2 separate regions of the Homo sapiens genome follow, and region 2 is linked to region 1. A link is an interaction called in ENCODE POLR2A ChIA-PET data of the cell type or tissue named here. Cell type or tissue: HCT116. All regions are shown on one strand. Each heading gives the region's core, and the rest is flanking DNA. Links, peaks and the distances in the headings are about the cores only. Region 1 holds the start of TRL-CAA3-1 (tRNA-Leu (anticodon CAA) 3-1). Region 2 holds the start of TRS-AGA3-1 (tRNA-Ser (anticodon AGA) 3-1).

Region 1 (9,919 bases), core at 3,310-7,309:
CTGCAACCTCCGCCTCCTGGGTTCAAGCGATTCTCCTGTCTCAGCCTCCCGAGTAGCTGGGATTACAGGTGCGTACCACCATGCCCAGCTAATTTTTTGTATTTTTTAAGTAGAGATGGGGATTCACCATGTTGGCCAGGCTGGTCTTGAACTCCTGACCTCAGGTGATCCACCCACCTCGGCCTCCCAAAGTGCTGGGATTACAGGCGTGAGCCACCCCACCCGGTCTATCTCAAATATTTTTAACCTACATTTAGAGGTTTTCATTTCCACAGAAAATGTATACATAGACTTCAACAGGAATAGGGAACTACTAGTGCAAATATTCAACATGTGCATATATTAAAATATATACTGCCAATTTTGCATATGATTGAATTGCACTTAGTATATAGGAAAAGTATAGTTGCATTGAAAAGATTAAAATCTACAAACAGTAATCCAATTTTAAAAAGAGATGTTTCCCGTTTAATTTTAGAGTAACAGATGAGGAAATTACAAATTTAAAAATGATAACTCTCCAGGCCAGGCGCGGTGGCTCACGCCTGTAATCCCAGCACTTTGGGAGGCCGAGGTGGGCGGATCTCTTGAGACCAGCCTGGCCAACGTGGTGAAGCCCCATCTCTACTAAAAATACAAAAATTAGCAGGGCATGGTGGCAGGCGCCTGTAATCCCAGCTACTCGGGAGGCTGAGGCAAGATAATTGCTTGAACCTGGGAGGCGGAAGTTGCGGTGAGCCGAGGTTGCGCCGCTGCACTCCAGCCTGGGCAATAGAGCGAGATTCTTCAAATTTGTGTACCATCCGTTTAGGCCCTTATAGTTTAATTATAGAAACTCAGTGGCACTCCTTGCTACTAGAATTTTAAATTGTTTCTCTCTTTCACAGTTCAATCCTAGAAAAACCATTGCAACAAGGTTCTTTTTCTTTTTCTTTCTTTTCTTTTTTTTTTTTTTTTGATGATTTCATTTTCACAGTCCTAGAAACGTATTTTTCAGTCATAAAATGTACACTCTTATCTTTAGAAATAACTGTTGCCGGCCGGGCGCGGCGGCTTACCCCTGTAATCCCAGCACTTTGGCAGGCCAAGGCGGGTGGATCACCTGAGGTCAGGAGTTCGAGACCAGCCTGGCCAACATGTTTAAACCCCGTCTCTACTTAAAATACAAAAAATTAGCTGGGCGTGGTGGTACGCACCTGTAATCCCAGCTACTCGGGAGGCTGAGGCAGGAGAATCGCTTGAACCCAGGAGGCGGAGGTTGCAGTGAGCCGAGATCGCGCCATTGCACTCCAGACTGGGGGACAAGAGCGAGACTTCGTCTCAAAAAAGAAATAGCTGTTGCCTCCCACAGTGGGTAATATTTGCAGAAAAGCATCTGAGAGCTCTAGAGAGAGGAGAGACAGGATTATCACTATAGAGCATAGGCGACCCTACAGGGCAGAAGACAGTGATGTTTACTGAACTGTGTAACGAAATGAAACATGTAAGGATGACTTCCGGTGGTGAAATCACAGTTCGGATAGTCTGAGGAGAAGGGGGAATGCCTAGAAATCCATGTACAGAACAGCCCCACTCTGTTGCTATGGCCTCCTCTTGTCCAGAAAAGTTCCCACTGGCCCTGGGGCAGCATCAAGTTGGAGCTACTGCATCAGGACTTAAGTCACAAAGAGCAAAGTGACCCCACAGGGTCAGGGTCGTAAGCAGAGGTCTATGCGAGTCAGGAGGCCTGGGTCAGAGGGAGAGGGCAGGGCCGAGAGCGGGGAGTTACTGGAGGAAGGGGAGAGGTGACGTGGAAACGTCTCCTTCATATCTTGTTCCTCAATTCCCATCTTGGTCTCCAGTACTGTAAGAATTATTCAATTCCGCACTAACAGTTGTATTCTTCTACCTTTCCATTCTGTAATCAGTGAGTTCGGAGCTCCTGTTTAGTCGGGCAAATTCCAGAGAGAACTTTTGCGGCTGGGATTCAGCCAGAAGGCGAGCCGTAAGCCGTGATTACTCATCATGTATAGTTTCAAGGATTTTTGTCACAGTGTCAGGATGGCCGAGTGGTCTAAGGCGCCAGACTCAAGCTTACTGCTTCCTGTGTTCGGGTCTTCTGGTCTCCGTATGGAGGCGTGGGTTCGAATCCCACTTCTGACACAGCCTGATCTTTTGTTTTTCCCTACCAGATTTGTACCGAAAGTTTCGCCAAGGAATGCCACAATAGTTCAGCCGTTTCTACCTCCAAGATTTCCCTCCCCAACCGATGTTCGCCAAACAGGGTCTCGCAAAGAGAGAGGCATCTCTCTTACATCAAACCAATCGACAAAGGAAAACCCCACATTTACAGAATCCTGGGATATTTTCAGTGCCATTTGGACGCAGTCCCGCAGCACTGTTGGAGATCATTTTCTCCTGCGAGAAAGTAAGCAGCGGATTTCCATCTATTGGTCTGTGAATCCGCTAACATAAAAATTAAACAAACAAAAAAAGAAAAGAAAAGAAAAAAGGCACGAGAAAAAGGTCTCCGTTCTCAGAGAGCCCTGTAGGAATGTTCCAGATTCCTGTATATCGTCTGTCTCTCTGAAAGGGGAGTCGGACATTGATCTGACCAGCAACTGTCGTAAACTCACACCGCTCTAGCAACGACGGTAACACCCAGTTCTTTTCCTTAGCCGTTCAACTGATCAGTCAACTGATCAGTGACTAAAATCTTCACTGCTTTTCTGCACACGTAAAATAATCTGTTACAAACTTCTACCAAAAGATTTCCTAGGTTACCTCTAAAACCTAAGAGGAAAGAACCCTCAAGATTATGACACTGCTGAAAACAAGTTTGGGTCATCAATAACAAAAGAAATAATCATCCTGTTAAAAAGAAACTAAGTTTAAAGCTTCTTCTGAGATTGCTTCTCAGAATTATCTGATTTGGATATCCTTTCTGTCTCTTGTTTTTGAAGATAAAAATTGCATTATATGAAGTATACATAGATTGAAATCTTGGGCTGAAAATCAGGGTCTTAGGTTTTTTTTGCAATATTAACATTACCTGGGTTATCCTCCTGTATAACTTTTAAATTATTACCCAGCAATTCCACTTCTAGGAATCCACCTCAGTGAAATTCCAGCTCAGCTCCATGATTGACCTTGCCAAGTACAGTCCTTCTAGCATTTTGAGGTAGCAGATTGTTAGAGGCAACCTAGATGTCCATCAGGTATACTGCCTATGGTTTTCATACTATGCAGCAGCCACAAGTGACCAAGCAGGTGTACATGTAGCAGGATGAGTGGATTTTTCAAACCGTGTTGAGTAAAAGAAAAGAAGTTAGGATTTATTTTTTTTTTTTTTTTTGAGATGGAGTCTTGCTCCCTTGCCCAGGCTGGAGTCCCATGGCGCAATCTCGGCTCACTGCAACCTCCACCTCACGAGTTCACGCCATTCTCCTGCCTCAGCCTCCGGAGTAGCTGGGACTACAAGCACCCACCATCACGCCCGGCTAATTTTTTGTATTTTTAGTAGAGACAGGTTTCACCGTGTTAGCCAGGATGGTCTTGATCTCCTGACCTCGTGATCCGCCCGCCTTGGCCTCCCAAAGTGCTGGGATTACAGGCGTGAGCCACCACGCCCGGCCAGAAGTTAGGATTTAAATCACGCAAATCAACAACGTATTTTTCAAGGATAGTTTATTATAATTTTGTCCGGGCGCGGTGGCTCACGACTGTAATCCCAGCACTTTGGGAGGCCGAGGTGGGAGAATCACTTGAGGTCTGGAGTTCGAGACCAGCCTGGCCAATATAGCGAAACCCCATCTCTACCAAAAACACAAAAATTAGCTGGGCGTGGTGGGACGCGCCTGTAATCCCAACTACTTGAAGGCTGAGGCAGGAGAATCGCTTGAACCTGGGAGGCAGAAGTTGCAGTGAGCCAAGATGGCGCCACTGCGCTCCAGCATAGGAGACAGAGTAAAACTCCATCTCAAACAATAATAATAATAATAATAATAGGCCGGGCGCGGTGGCTCACGCCTGTAGTCCCGCCCCTTTGGGAGGCCTAGACGGGCGGATCACTTGAGGTCAGGAGTTCGAGACCAGCCTGGCCAACGTGGTGAAACCCTGTCTCTTCTAAAAATACAAAAAAAATCAGCCAGGCATGGTAGCGCGCGCCTGTAGTCCCAGCTACTCGGGAGGCTGAGGCACAAGAATCGCTTGAACCCAAGAGGTGGAGGCTGCAACGAGCCGAGATCGCGCCACTGCACTCCAGCCTGGGTGACAGAGTCAGACTCTGTCTCAAAAATAATAATTTTAAATATTTTAGAGAGGGTGCCTGTATGTTGGGAGAGAGGAAAGGGCTGTATGGTGGGCATGACAAAGAAAAACAACATAACAGTAAAGGAAAAAGAGAGAGAGAAAGAGAAAGATTTCATTGACCGATAACAAAAATGAGCCATGGATAGTTTGATTAATTTACCTCTCCAAACCTGACGCCTCTTCTTCCTTTCTTACCCGCCTCCATGATTAATTCCACTTTTTCACTCTTCTCACCTCTGCACATTCACAAGCACCTACCACCCTTTCTTGCTCCAGGAACCTCTTAAAATGATAAAATTATTAATTATTTTTCTCCATTCTCCACCTTCATCTTTTCCAACCATTCTTTTGAATTGGGGCAGTTCATTTTTCTGTTACTGATTTTATTTCTGCTTCAAAGTATTCACAGTGTATTTTGGGCTAGGTGGGGGAACCGGAAAAGTAAAAATAAAAATATTGCATGACTTTTGTTTCTCTCTACAAAGCACCTGCTTAGGACGCTGAATACTGAGCTTTGAGGGTCCCTCTAGCCAGGAAACTGTTACGGAGCCAGATGGTAACTTAGGAAGCACTGTTCTGAGTATTTGCCACTTTCCCTATTGTTTCATTTCTGAATTAACCCGAAAGATAGCAACATAAGGTATTTTGATGATGCTATGTTTAGCATCATTTAGAATAGCACCGGGCAAAATAATAAATACCGTTGTGAAAACCAGGAGCGTACGCCACCCATCCGAGGTCTTTTCCTCCTTTGTCGGAGTCAGCGTCTGCTGACTACGAGTTACATAATGAAACTTAAGGAGTAACAGTGCGTGTCAGGATGGCCGAGTGGTCTAAGGCGCCAGACTCAAGTTGCTACTTCCCAGGTTTGGGGCTTCTGGTCTCCGCATGGAGGCGTGGGTTCGAATCCCACTTCTGACACAGCTATTTTGCCCCTTTAATCCTAGGATTGGGGGACTGGGTGCCGTGGTTTACACCTGTAATCTCAGCACTTTGGGAGGCCAAGACAGGTGGATCACCTGAGGTCAGGAGTTCGAGACCAGCCTGGCCAACATGGCGAAACCCCATTTCTACTAAAAATACAAGAATTAGCTGGGAGTAGTTGTGGGTGCTCGTAATCCCAGTTACTTGAGAGGCTGAGGCAGGAGAATCGCTTAAACCCGGGAGGCGGAGGTTGCAGTGAGCCGAGATCATGCCATTGCACTCCAGCCCAGGCGACCAAGCAAGACTCCCTCTCAAAAAGCCAAGAGGAAAAAAAAAAAAAAAAAAAAAAGCAAAAAACCACTAGGATTAGGGGACTAAGCGGGGAGGATTGTTTGAGCCCAGGAGTTCCACCCCGTCTATAGAAAAAATGAGCGGTGCTTGGTGGCGCGCGCCTGTAGTCCCAGCTACCTGGGTAGGAGAATGGCTTGATCACTTGAGCCCAGGAGCGCGAAGCTTCAGTGAGCTGTATGATCGCGCAACTGCACTCCAGCCAGGGCGACAGCGCGAGATCGTGTCTAAAACAAACAAAAACAGGAGAAAAGGGCTTGAGATGTAGATTTTACCAAAACCATTTTGCAACTACCACCTTTCAGGAGCTTTCCCCAATGCTTCCGACCACATTTTAACTTAACAAGCCCGTGAGTGGGACTTACGTATTCCCTGTATAATTATTTTCAGCATCTTAATGGTTTCTGCGAGGGTATGCGATAGGCTGGAGTATTATTGCACAATCGTCTGGTTTCCTTCCTCAAGGTCAAACCACCACCACCACTTCCCCCCACCCCCTCCCGCCTTTCTTCTTTCCATGTTTCCCCGTTCTTCCTCTCCCTCGCTTATCTAGACCCCCTTTGATTCTTTCTTTGGTGATGGGAGAAGGGATGTGAAGTGAAGGGACAGGATGTAGGTTATTACGGGACGCATGTAAGAGAAATATAAGACCATGATGGATGAACAGAGAGATCTTCGTCTTGATTTAAAACTCTACCGAGTAATATATATATATATATATATATATATATTTTTTTTTTTTTTTTTTTTTTTTTTTTTTTTTTTTACAAATCCCTCGTTTTGTTAAGGTGGGAGACATACATCCAATATTTACTTTCCATTCTGTTCCGTAGTAATGTTTTCAATTACTGCCCCAAATTAGCAGCTTTCAGAAACTTCATTTCCTACAGAAATGAAACAACGAACATACACGCAGAAGACAATCCAAACATACTCGAATGTACTGGCAAACAGCTATTGCAAGATCCTATTTTATGTACCCAACGATCAGGGGTGAATTGTTTTTTGTTGCTGTTGTTTTTGTTTTTGGTCTTCAAATGGAGAACTTCAAATGTTACCGGGAAGTGCAAAGTCCTCCGTTCTTGTTTTTTGGTTAAAAGAATTTAAGCAAGAGACAAACAACAACGAAGATAACACCTTAAGGCAGTTTATTGCAAAAACGAAAGTACACTGAAAGCTGAGTCAGAGCAGGCTTCTTGAAGATGAGACAGCGCCAGCTGGCACTGGGGCAATCCCCTTTTTGGGATTCTTTTTTAATTTTATTTTTATTTTATTTATTTATTTATTTGGAGTGCAGTGGTGCAATCTCGGCTCACTGTAACCTCCGCCTGCCAGGCTCAAGCAATTCTCCTGCCTCAGCCTCCGGAATAGCTGGGACTACTGGAAAGCGCCACCACACACGGCTAATTTTTGTATTTGTAATAGAGACGGGGTTTCACCATCTTGGCCAGGCTAGTCTCCAATTCCTGGCCTTGTGATCCGCCCGCCTCGGCCTCCCAAAGTGCTGGGATTACAGGCGTGAGCCACCGCACCCGGCCGGGAGTCTTATATGTTTATTCAAAAAGTGGCAGGCAGGAGGAGGTGTGACTAGTAAGCATGTTTTGGGTGATCCTCTGGGTGCACATGCGCTGTGGCTATACATGCTAGTACATCCATTGCATGTCTCATTAACATCTTAAATCTCCACCCAAGGGTATGTTTTTTACTATTATAATGAGCAAAAGGTTACTTTTGGGGCAAGCAAAACTGGAGCAAACTATACTCCTCTTGCCTTCTTGGGGTGGAAAGTCCCTTGTGGTGTTAGTTCCTGCTTGAGCCAGATAAGTTCAACTGCAAGAAGGGTCCAAGGGCTCTTGAAGTCTCAAATGCGGCTGATGTGTTACAACAGTCATGGCCCCCTTCCTGGGTGTGCCAGAGATGGAGGCCAGCCTGGAGCCCACCTCCCTGTTCATATTTAACTGTTGTTTATTATTATTATTTTGAGACAGTGTCGCTCTGTCGTTCAGGCTGTAGGGTAGTGGTGCGATCTCGGCTCACTGCAACCTCCGCCTCCAGGGTTCAAGTGATTCTCTTGTCTCAGCCTCTCGAGTAGCTGAGATTACAGGGTGCCACCACCACGCCCAGCTAAAACCCGACGGGGATTCACCACCTTGAGCAGCCTGGTCTCCAGTGATCCCGTCGCGTCTGGATCCAAAATGCTGGGATTACAGGCGTGAGCCGCCGCGCCCGGCCAAACACAGCATTGTTTTAAAGGCAATGTGCAATAGTAGCAAACATAAGCCTCTTGAATCAGATATATGTGTTTAAATTCCAGCTCCATCACTTCCGAAAGTAAAATGTGTGGTGTTTTATATTATTTAGATCATTTGTGAAACTTTTCTTCATCTGCAAATGTAGGGAAAATTCTTCAAAATTCTTTGGGTATTGGCCGGGCGCGGTGGCTCACGCCTGTAATCCCAGCACTTTGGGGGGCTGAGGCTGGCGAATCACCTGAGGTCAAGAGTTCGAGACCAGCCTAGTTAACATGGTGAAACCCTGTCTCTACAAAATTACGAAAATTAGCCAAGTGTGGTGGCGTGCGCCTGTAATTCCAGCTAGTCTACTCGGGAGGCTGAGGCAGGAGAATCACAGGAACCCGGGAGGCAGAGGCTACAGTGAGCCGAGATCGCGCCATTGCACTCCAGCCTGGGCCACAGGGCAAGACTACGTCTCAAAAAAAAAAAAAAAAAACTTAAAAAATCTTTTGGGGATTAAAAAGAATTTGAGCAGTTACTCAAGAGACCATTCAGCTTCATATTTCTATTTACTGCCTCGGGCATTTTTACCGATTTGCAACAACTCAAATTCTCTGCTCCATCGCCATTTCTGGACCAAGGTGTCCTACCTTCCAAACACTTCAGAAAATGTGCTCGGAGTACCTTTTTCTCTGACAATTAAAATCTTTCAAACTTATACCTCACACCCCATCATGTGCTCGTCATCCAGCATTTGACTTCCCTGTCAGGACTTCTTTCGTCCTCTTTTGAGCTCCCAAAATGTACTGGTGTTGTCAGTCACATGAAAAGCCGAAAACCTGACTTTCATACAAATATAACATGAATGTAGTGTTTAAGATTTCATATATCTCACTAATTACTAAGTCAACTGAGAAAACCCCTTCAAAGATGAATTTGAAGAACAAACAACACACAATAGAAAGGCTGAAAATTGTATCTCAACTGAGTAAAATCTTAGGGTTAATGTAAACATGAATCACTTGCGTTATTATCACTTTTCTATAACTTAACTTCTACCATCACAGAGCTTAGCCTAGTGAATAGAAAGTCAAAGATGCATAGCTCTAAAAAAATCAGACACTTGCTAGAGGGTCTGCCAGACAATGCCAAGCACGTCACTGAAAGGAAGGACCCAGTAATTTCTGTTGTCGATTTTTAAGTCTGACAATTCTTTCTGACACATATGACATGTTATAAAAGTTGCTTTGAAGTAAACATGGGAGATTGTTAAAGGAGATGGAGTCTTGTTGTTTGTTTGTTTGTTTCTTTGGAGGTTATTTAGTTCTGACCTTGGTCTTCAGTTTGCCAATTTATACAACTAGGTGTGTAGATATTTAATTTTAATATTTGACGTCGGGCGGAACATTTAAAAATCTTTTATGCTTTCCTTGGTTTACATTCTTTCTAATGGACTCTTTATATTTCCAACATGAATAAAAATGAATGTATTATTTTACTTTTGTTCTAAATCTTTCTTCTATATCTCCCTACTTGATTATTTTTATTTAAAATGTCAGCTGTATTATGTAGTGTAAAGGGACTCCAAAATCCACAAAGTCCAAATAAGGTATTTCTTAGGCTCAATACAATGTGCCAGTCAGTTGAGATGGTCAAAATCTAGCAGACCAGAGATATTCTCAAGGTTATTAAAGAGCCCAGAATTTGATTCAAGTAACTAACTCCATATTAATCTTTTCGGGGAAATTTTTGAAGCTTTCACTTGTAAAGATGTCTTTTAGGGTAGACAGCAGTAGCAATATATTTTCTACAAACTCTATCAATGCACTTGAAAGAAGTCATTTTAAGAGCTCCTGAAGAGACCCTTTATACCATAAAAAAGGCAGTTTGTGATGGCAGCTGTCTGTGCAAAAGTCACATAATTGTCTTGTAAGCTAGGGGTCAATGGAATAAAAACTCTGATGCCCACCGGCAACCAAATCCTATGAAATCAGTTTGTCTGGGGGGAGGGGGGTAGAAGCCTACAAAAATTAGTACAGTTAGCCCTCCATGTCTGTGGGTTTTACATCTGTTGATTAAACCATTGTGGATCAAAAAAATATTTTTTAAAAAAAAGGATGATT
Region 2 (9,919 bases), core at 3,410-7,409, 70 kb after region 1:
TTAATCTTTCCCTTTTCTTTCATGTTGTGGCCCTCCAGAATTAATCATTCTCCTTTAATGATCAAGGCCCACAAGCATAAATCTTGTACCCGAGAAATGGTAGACTCACACTTTTCCCCAATCAAACTTTCTAATGCTCATCCACCTGGAAATTGCAGTTTTCATTTTTATTTGTGTATTCCACCCTCTTTGTGCCATTATGCTGCTGGCCACAAGCAGTTTCCTTAAACTCTCCCTGTGTGGGCTTGTTTATATTTGTAGAATATTCCTCCTAATAGACACCAATCACCATAAGGTCAGCAACTGTGCTTGTGTTTTGTTTACCTTTGTGTCTATAGCACTAAGCACAACACCTGGCCCACCACAAAAATTTAATATTTTCTACTGTGTGTGTTTGTGTGTGTGTGTGTGTGTGTGTGTGTGAGACAGAGTTTCGCCTTGTCGCCCAGACTGGAGTGCAACGGCGTGATCTGGGCTCACTGCAACCTCCGTCTCCTGAGTTCAAGCAATTCTCCTGCCTCAGCTTCCCAAGTAGCTGGGATTACAGGCGCCCGCCAACACGCCTGGCTAATTTTTTATATTTTTAGTAGAGACGGGAGTTTCACCATGTCGGCCAGGCTGCTCTTGAACTTCTGACCTCAGGTGATCCACCCGTCTTGGCCTCCCAAAGTGCTGGGATTACATGCATGAGCCACTGCGTCCCGCCTGTTTTCTACTATTTATAGAAAGAATGACCTTCTCAGAGCTCCTAATTGAATGTTTAGTTCACAGTAAGAACCTAGTTTAGTATATTGCCTTACTTGAATCTGCTGATTGTTTTAGTCCAAATTCTTACTCATCTCATTCTTTGTCCTCCTTCTAAGTTATATTCTCTGTTAGAACAGCTCTAAGCCAGTCAAGTGGCTGCCCACAGGGCCACTAGCTATTACTAGGTCTGAGGAGGCAGTTCAATTACTGAAGGAGAGAAAATTGTATTCCTCATGTTGCAATTTTAAATTTCTCTAGTTTTTAAATTTCTATTGGAGAAATTCTTTTCCTTCTCTACATTCTTGGTCTGTATTTATGTAGAATAATGTTTCCTTGATTTGCTAGATCAAACCTATTTATATATTGATTGCAGAGAGTCCAGAGCCTATCCTGTGTAGAAGGTGATGGTTGTAAGCATGTCAGAATTAAATTTAAAATTCACTGTAACCTAAAACTAATGTTAAAATTGATCTTTATATGTTTTTCTCTTTGAGTCTGTGGGTAAGAATGATTAAACTCCTTTGTTTAATATCAGCTTTTTAAAAAATCCCACTTACCAGAACGTCTTCTTTCTACTGTCTCCCTCCAAGTGGGCAAGTGGGCCAAGGTGCTCTGAAGGGATGTATGGACTCTCCCTGGGGTGTGGGGGTGAAGGTCAAGAAGTGGGGTAGGGGAGGGAAGACAGTGACATTTTCTTCTGTTAAACCGGTGACCACTATCCATCGAATCACAGAATACAAATTTCTTTTTGCAGCATAGGTTTTTTTCCAAACAGTCACAGACAGTTGAACACTTGGAAATGCCTCCTTTAACAGTTGAAAATTTACAATGCAATAAAATCGTCTTTGCATCATGGCTATGGCATACACTGGAGTCCAGCTGGGTAGGGTCAAATTCTGAGACCTGTGATTCTTTACTCTAGTAAAAGCCATTTGCTTCTCCCCACTGCCCTTTAGGGTAACAATCTGGGATGGCTACTCTCTCCTACCTTTCCTTTGCCATTGATGGTACAATAATGATCAGTTCTTGGTATATCTTCTATTCTTCTTGGTACCAAGGAAATTTTTTTTTTGCAGCAGAGCTTGGAAGGACCCTGTAGGAGCTGCCTAGCAGTTCGGATCACAGAACACTGTTCCCAAGTAAGTTTCAAACTATTTTAGAAAAGAACTCTCCATAAAACCTGAAATATGAGAATAGTATTTTAAACTCTGTGTTTTCCATGGCTCTTTCTCTAATGCTTTCCCTTTAAGGGTGATGTCCTTTTATCTTGACATCATCACACTCAAAAGCAGGAACACTGTAATCCCAGCGCTTTGGGAGGCCAAGGCGGGAGGATCACGAGGTCAAGAGATTGAGACCATCGTGGCCAACATGGTGAATCCCTGTCTCTACTAAAAATACAAAAATTAGCTGGGCGTGGTGGTGCGCGCCTGTAGTCCCAGCTACTAGGGAGCCTGAGGCAGGAGAATCGCTTACCTGGGAGGCCGAGGTTGCAGTGAGCTGAGATTGCGCCACTGCACTCCAGCCTAGCAACAGAGCAACACTCCATCTCAAAAAAAAAAAAAAAAGAAAAGAACAGAAAAGAAAAAAAGGCAGGAACAACCAGGCAGTTGAGGAAATGACATGTGAAGCCATGGTCTGATTCATGAGCCCCTCTAGTGAAAATCAAGCAAGCAGTGAGGGAGTCCACAGTTGAGGTGGAAGACAAATAAAACCGGAGAGTGTCTTCCATTATTCTGTGAGCTTTGAAGATGGAGCAATGAAAAGTCAGCTTATAGAACTAGATCCCTAAAGCGGTACTGTTTGTTCTCAAAATATAAAAAATATGAAAGAAAAAAATAAAAATAAGTTTGACAATACCCTTAGCAGTATGGGACAGGCAAGGCCTTGAAAGTTATTTGCTTTAGGTAAACATGCACCTGTTTTATTTATTTTTGTATTAATTTTACATGTTCATGATTTATTGACAATTTTTTAGTAGCCAAGAATTCACAGAAGGGAACAGTGGTTTCACTTTATTTTTTATTTTTTAATCTTGTTTTTAATTGACACATAATAATTATACATATTTACAGAGTACAGTGTGATGATTTGTTACATTTATACATTGTATAATGATCAAATCATGGTATTTAGCATATACATCTCAAACACTTATCATTTCTTTGTGGTGAGAACATTCTTGTCTGTTTATTTTGTAATATACACTATGTGGCTGGGCAAGGTGCCTCATGCCTGTAATCACAGCATTTTGGGAGGCCAAGGTGAGAGGATCACTTGAGGCCAGAAGTTTGAGACCAGCCTGGGCAACACAGGGAGACCTCATCTCTATTTCAATTAAGAAATTTTTTTAAAGAGATATACACTACAGTATTATTTACTATGGGCACCATACTGTGTTTCCTTATTTTTCTGCACTGACTGTAACACTGGTTTTCATGACACTGTCCATCAGTGTGTCTCGTTTTCCATGTTACGTTCTTGTCTATAAGACATCTTTTCTCTTCCTTAGTAGTAGGAAGAGAAACAAAACAAAACAAAACAAAACCCTTCTAGAACTCGATGGCATTATTCAGAAACTAGATCAAATGCTGTTCTTCTACAAGGCAAAATTCTGTAAGATCAATCCTTGCTCAAGATCTCTGCTCCAGCCCCAGAACCTGAACTTGAGTCTGCATGGGCTTTCCAGAAAAAAGCATCCAGAAGGAGAGAAGCTCCTATTTATGCTACCAACACTCCTCTCTAAGATATGTTTCTGTTGTTATCATTGTTAAGACGGAGTCTTGCTTTGTCCCCCAGGCTGGAGTGCAGCAGCGCGATCTCGGCTCACTGCAACCTCCATCTCTGGGGTTCAAGCGATTCTCCTGCCTCACCCTCCCACGTAGCTGAGATCACAGGCACACGCCACTATGCCCGGCTAATTTTTGTGTTTTTAGTAGAGACGAGGTTTCTCCGTGTTGGTCAGGCTGGTCTTGAACTCCTGACTGCAGGTGATCCACCTGCCTCGGTGTCCCAAAGTGCTGAGATTACAGGCGTCAGCCACTGCGCCCACCCATTTAAGATATCTTTTTGAACAAATTTATATTTTCAATTTCTGATCATATATGTCAGATGGAATACTTAACTCTACTATTAGGAATTATTTCCTCAAAAGGGCTTTAGCATTTCATTAGCTTTCACATTCTAGAATTCTATTAGATTGTTTTTCCGAATCAAAGGAACCTGCATGCTGGATGTGGGAGAGGGTAGGAGAACTGATCAGGCTCCTCCTCTGGAAACCTGAATCTCCGTACACTGAGACAAGTCTTGTTCCTCCTGCCTGCACTGCTCAGTAGAGGATTTGTGGCAGTTTACTCTCACTGCCCCACTAATTTTGAAATGCAGTGCTCTAAAGAGACACATAAAAGAAGAAAGGATCTGGTATTTTATCAATGAACAGGGCCGGCACTCTGTTTATGAAAAAATATTAGAATCATTCTTGGATGAGGTAAAATAAATCACAACTCTTTGAAGATTTGCAGAAGAGAGGTGAGGACAAGCTCCACTTAAGCTGCCAAGGCAGTGATGCGTGAATTCCCCTAGGAATTCCTAGGAAGATACTCAGCTGTGGTCAACATTCTTTTGGTCAATGCGTTAACCCATAATTGTTCATCACAATGAGATTCTGCATCTGAGCTGGGGCTCTTTCTGTGCTCAGGATATAATCGCAACCTCACCTCGGTTTTAGTCACTCTTGCTTCACCACTGTCCTGGACCCCAGGACAGGCCACTCCACTTGACATGGTTGATTTTTTTTTAATTGGGTTATGTAAAAAATTGCTTTACTCAATAATCTTTTATTATGTAGTGGTTTGCTTATAAATGCCCAATATAGATTCTCATCTTGGTGACCATGCCTGTGTGCCACTTTCTCTTGTATTTGATCATGGATTTCCTGGAATTTCCTTTTCTACGTTAAACCAGGGCATTTGCTTGACTGGAGAAGATCCCTAATAAGGGGACAATTCTGTGAGACACAAACACTCCTAGCAATTTTTTTCTCTAAGGAAAGCTGTCTTCAAAATGGGGCATCTGTTTCAGGAAACAGAAAAACATCACCCTGAGCTCTTCTTAGGGCAAAGGAAAACATCAATAATACGACTGTGATAGAAGTACTTTTTTTTGTATGACTTTTCCTCATTGTTTCAGAGACATGGAGTATTTTTAGTGGGTCCATAAAGAGGAAAAGCCTACAGGTTGGAACAAGCAAGCTTCTTCCTGAGAGACAATAACAGACTTTCAACCTGGCAAGACACCGGACTTTCAATCTGGCAAGGTGTCAGTAGACTCCCTTTCCAACAAGAAAGGGACCGTAGTCGGCAGGATTCGAACCTGCGTGGGGAAACCCCAATGGATTTCTAGTCCATCGCCTTAACCACTCGGCCACGACTACGTGAAGGACACTTTGTCCATTAGCATAAGTCACTGTACTGAACTTTAGCTCCCTTGGAAAGGTCAAATTTTCTGCCAAAAAGTGTATTCGCTGTCAATGTTTCTTATTTTTTGACATCAGTTAGATGACTATCATGCTGTTGTGGTAAACTGACAAGTAACACTTTATCCTCGGACCTAGGAGGACCCCTTATTCTGATGTTTTGATGGAAGGAGACTACGCGGGGAGGCATTCCCAGAGACCAAGCTTCCTGCTCCATCCGCTTCTGATGGTGTTCCAGGAAACACCCGCAACAATTGCGACAAGCTCTAACATTTGCTGCAGAATTTTGAGTTATAGCAATGATTTGAACAACCTCAAATGGCCATCGATGTTTGACTTTTAAAATAAATTTTGGAAGATCCATATAATGGAAGATTCTGCAATTGATAAAAGGAATGAGATGCACTTCTATTTACTGAAAGGAAATGCACTAGTATTTCAGTGGTAGCCCAGTAAGAGGCTACACTTAGTAAGAGGATACACTAGAAATCCACTTATTGTCAGTTTGAGAGCCTGGTATTGCCTCTAAGAAACTTCATCTTTTCCCCTTGACAACTCCCCCTTTGACCTCCAGTAAAGGACTCCCCCTGCATCTCAAATCAAAGGTAGATTTTTACTACCTTTTTTTTTTCTTTTTTAAGTCCCCACTTATTTAAATGCCCTTTGAATGCTTATCTGAGCTTCACTAACGATTCTGGGAAACAAAAAGTAGATTTACTCACTTAGTGTGGTTTCCAGGTAGAAGAAAGAGAGATGAGGAGTAAACTCAAGGTCTTAATTCCTTATTCTGTCAGTTTTGGTAAATCATCTCTTGAAGGAAATCTGTCCTAAATTGTCAAATCTATTTACAAAACATTGTTCATACTGTATTCTTAGTATATTCTTGATGTCTATATACTAAAATGTAATGTTATCCTATATTTATTCCTGGTATTAGTATTTTCTGTTTTCTCTTCGTTTTGTTGAACAATCCTTGATTTAGAACAATAGTTTTGTCAATCATCCCTAAATGCCTGTTTATGGCTTTGTTGATATTCTCTGTTTGTTTGTGTGTGTGTGTGTTCTATCTTTTTATAATCTTGTTTCTAACATTTTAATTTGCTCTTTTCCTCTAAATTATTGAGAAAAAAGCTTTAACATCAAATATTGAAACATCTTTATTCTAATATATGCAAGTAGAACTATAAATTAGACTTTGGGCACAGTTTAGCTGCATTACACAAATTTTTATATATCTTATTTTATCTTTCATTTTAACTAAATGTGATTTCTTTAAGCTATGGCTTTGGATGAGTGTTTTTTCATTTAGTAACATTTTGGGGTTTTCCATTTTATTTCTGATATTGATTTTATTTTTATTATGCTGGGCCCACAGAATATATTCTGTGTCATTTCAATCCTTGTACATTTTTAAAGACTTGCATTAGGGCCCACCAAGGGTATTTAAAAATAATATGTAAATCAACATAAAAAAATCAGTAGCATTTCTATATAAACATAATGACCTAACTGAAAAACAAATCAAGAAAACAATCTCACTTATGATAGCATCAAAAAATAAAATACTTAGGAATAAATTTGACCAAGGAGATGAAAGATTTTTACACTGAAAACTATAAAATGTTGAAAGAAATTAATGACAACATAAATAAATGGAAAGATATCCAATGTTCATGAATTAGAATAGTTAATAATGTTAAAATGTCCATGCCATCCAAAGCAATATACAAATTCAGTACAGTCCTTATCAAAATTCCAAAGGGACATTCTTCACAGAGGTAGAAAAAATAATCCTAAAATTCATATGGAATCACACACACACACACACACACACACACATGCACCAAATAGCCATAGCAATACTGAGAAAGAAAAACAAAGTTGGAGGCATCACACTTGTTGCTTTAAAATTATATTATAAAGCTAAAATAATCAAGACATATTGTTCTGATAGCAGCATAATCATTCCTGAATAGAAACAGAAACAGACCAATGCAACAGAATAGACAGCCCAGAAAAAAACTCAAACATATACTGCCAACTAATTTTTGATAAGGGCATCAAGAGGACACAATGGGGGAAAGAATAATCTCCAGCCGCCCCGTCCGGGAGGGAGGTCGGGGGCAGCCCCCGGCCGGCTAACCGCCCCGTCCGGGAGGTGGGGGGGGGGCCCCGCCCGGCCACCGCCCCGTCTGGCAGGTGGGGGGCGCCTCTGCCCGGCCGCCCCGTCTGGGAAGTGAGGAGCTCCTCTGCCCGGCCGCCACCCCGTCTGGGAGGTGTACCCAACAGCTCATTGAGAACGGGCCATGATGACGATGGCGGTTTTGTCGAATAGAAAAGGGGGAAATGTGGGGAAAAGAAAGAGAGATCGGATTGTTACTGTGTCTGTGTGGAAAGAAGTAGACAGGGGAGACTCCATTTTGTTCTGTACTAAGAAAAATTCTTCTGCCTTGGGATGCTGTTAATCTATAACCTTACCCCCAACCCCGTGCTCTCTGAAACATGTGCTGTGTCCACTCAGGGTTAAATGGATTAAGGGCGGTGCAAGATGTGCTTTGTTAAACAGATGCTTGAAGGCAGCATGCTCGTTAGGAGTCATCACCACTCCCTAATCTCAAGTACCCAGGGACACAAACACGGCGGAAGGCCGCAGGGTCCTCTGCCTAGGAAAACCAGAGACCCTTGTTCACATGTTTATCTGCTGACCTTCCCTCCGCTATTGTCCTATGACCCTGCCAAATCCCCCTCTCCGAGAAACACCCAAGAATGATCAATAAATACTATTAAAAAAAAAATTAAAAAAAAGACATAGAGAATTAAAAAAAAAAAAGAAGAAGAATCTCCAATAAATGATGCTTGGAAAACTGGATTTCCACATGCAAAATAATGAAATTAGACTCTTATACCATACACAAAAATCAACTCAAAATGGATAAAACACCTAAATGTAAGACCTGAACACAAAACTTCCATAAGAAAACAGGGGGAAAGCTCTTCGTCATTGGCCTTGGCAATAATTTTTTTGGATATCATGCCAAATGTCCAGGATACACAACAAAAATAAATAAATGGGACCACACCAAACTACAAAGTTTCTGCACAGCAAAGAAAACAATCAACAAAATAAAAAGGCAACTTACAGACTGGGGAAAAGGAGTTAATATTCAAAATTTATAAAGAACACTTATAACTCCATAGCAGAAAAACAAATAACCTGATTAAAAAATGGTCAAAGAGACTTACCTTCTGAGCACAGCTGGCAGCACTACAGTCTCATGAAAAATGTGCAAAGGATCTGAACAATTTCTTCAAAGAAGACATAAAAGGGCCAATATGCATATGAAAATGTGCTCAACAACATTAATCATCAGGAAAATGCAATATTAAACCACTATAAGATATAACTTTACACCTGTTAGGATGGCTATTATCAAAAAGACAAGAGACAACAAATGTTGGCAAGGGTGTGGAGAAAAGAGAACCCTAGTACACTGTTGGTGAGAATGTAGATTTGTGCAGTCATTATGGAAAACAGCATGGATGTTTCTAAAGAAATTAAACATAGAACTACCATATGACCCAGCAATTCCTCTCCTGGATATAAACCCAAAGGAGATACAATTACTACCTCGTAAAAGACATCTGTACTCCCACATTCACTGAAGCACTATTCATAATAGCCAAGATATGGAAACAAACTATGTTTGTCAATAGATTAATGGATAAAGAATCTGTGTGTGTGTGTGTGTGTGTGTGTGTGTGTGTGTGTGTGTGTGTGTGTGTGTGTATAATATTACTCAGCCTTAAAAAAGGAGATTCTACCATTTGCCACAACATGGATGACCCTGGAAGATATTATGCTCAATGAAATAAGCCAGACATAGAAAGAAAAATACTATGAGATCTTACTTATATGTGGATATATATTTAAAAAAAAAAAAAGGTCAAACATACAGAGAGAATAAAAAATTGGTTGCCAGGGGTAGCTGAGGAGAAAAGAAATAGGGTAATGTAGGTTAAAGGATACGAAGTAGCAGATATGTAGCATGAACAAGTCTAGAGAGCTAATGTACAACATGGAGACTCTAGTGAATTGAATTGTATTATATTAGGGATTTTTGTTAAATGAGTAGAGTTTAGATGTTTTGTCCAAAAAAAATGTAACTATGTGAGATGATACATGTTAATTTGCCTCATTGGAACAATCATTTTACTATCTACATATATTTCATAGCATCATGTTGTAAGCATCAAATATACACAATACAATATCTTTTAATAAATAAATAATATATATTTTTAGTTGAGTGTAGTGTTCTATATTTGTCATTTAGGTAAATAGATTTGTTTAAATAATCTTTATCTATACTGAAATATCATTAAATGTGTATTGTAAAATTTCTGTGGCCATGGAGGTGCGCTGCTCAGATCTTCCTTCAAGGAAGAACTTGTTTTCAGTTGCAAGAAATGCTGTCAGCTGACAGCCTCCAAGGCACTTTTACCATCTTCAGCTACAGCACTTTTACCGTCTTCTACAGTGTTCAAACTGAGGTTGTTTTCTTCTTGGTGAGCAGAGTGGGTGTACGCTAAAGCCTGGCCATTTCCGCTTGACTGGGGTCTTATCTATGAGCAATTTCTATACCAAAGCTGGACGAGACTTTCTCAGAGCTGTGCCAAAACCTCAGGGTTTTTCTACCC

What was found. ChIA-PET counts read pairs that join two places held together with the same protein. Peaks named below come from ENCODE experiments on the same cell type or tissue, not always from the same donor. Only the 100,000 strongest peaks of a DNase experiment are listed, where the experiment ranks them.
Region 2: POLR2A ChIA-PET joins it to region 1 with 5 read pairs; 8 of 35 experiments call an interaction of 5 or more read pairs at or near these places.

Annotation. Positions count from the first base shown.
Region 1 is chr6:27,597,861-27,607,779 of GRCh38, reverse strand. It overlaps TRL-CAA3-1 (tRNA-Leu (anticodon CAA) 3-1), which reads left to right and starts at 5,105; the gene lies at 5,105-5,211. It overlaps TRL-CAA2-1 (tRNA-Leu (anticodon CAA) 2-1), which reads left to right and starts at 2,035; the gene lies at 2,035-2,142. RefSeq lists an enhancer at 5,685-6,185 and a cis regulatory region at 7,089-7,261. In HCT116, for the core only: no CTCF peak of the experiment used is centred there; a DNase peak (open chromatin) is centred at 5,169; H3K4me3 peaks cover 2,174 bases; H3K27ac peaks cover 1,564 bases.
Region 2 is chr6:27,527,468-27,537,386 of GRCh38, reverse strand. TRS-AGA3-1 (tRNA-Ser (anticodon AGA) 3-1) reads right to left here and starts at 5,179; the gene lies at 5,098-5,179. In HCT116, for the core only: no CTCF peak of the experiment used is centred there; DNase peaks (open chromatin) are centred at 4,015, 4,326 and 5,066; H3K4me3 peaks cover 1,840 bases; H3K27ac peaks cover 1,650 bases.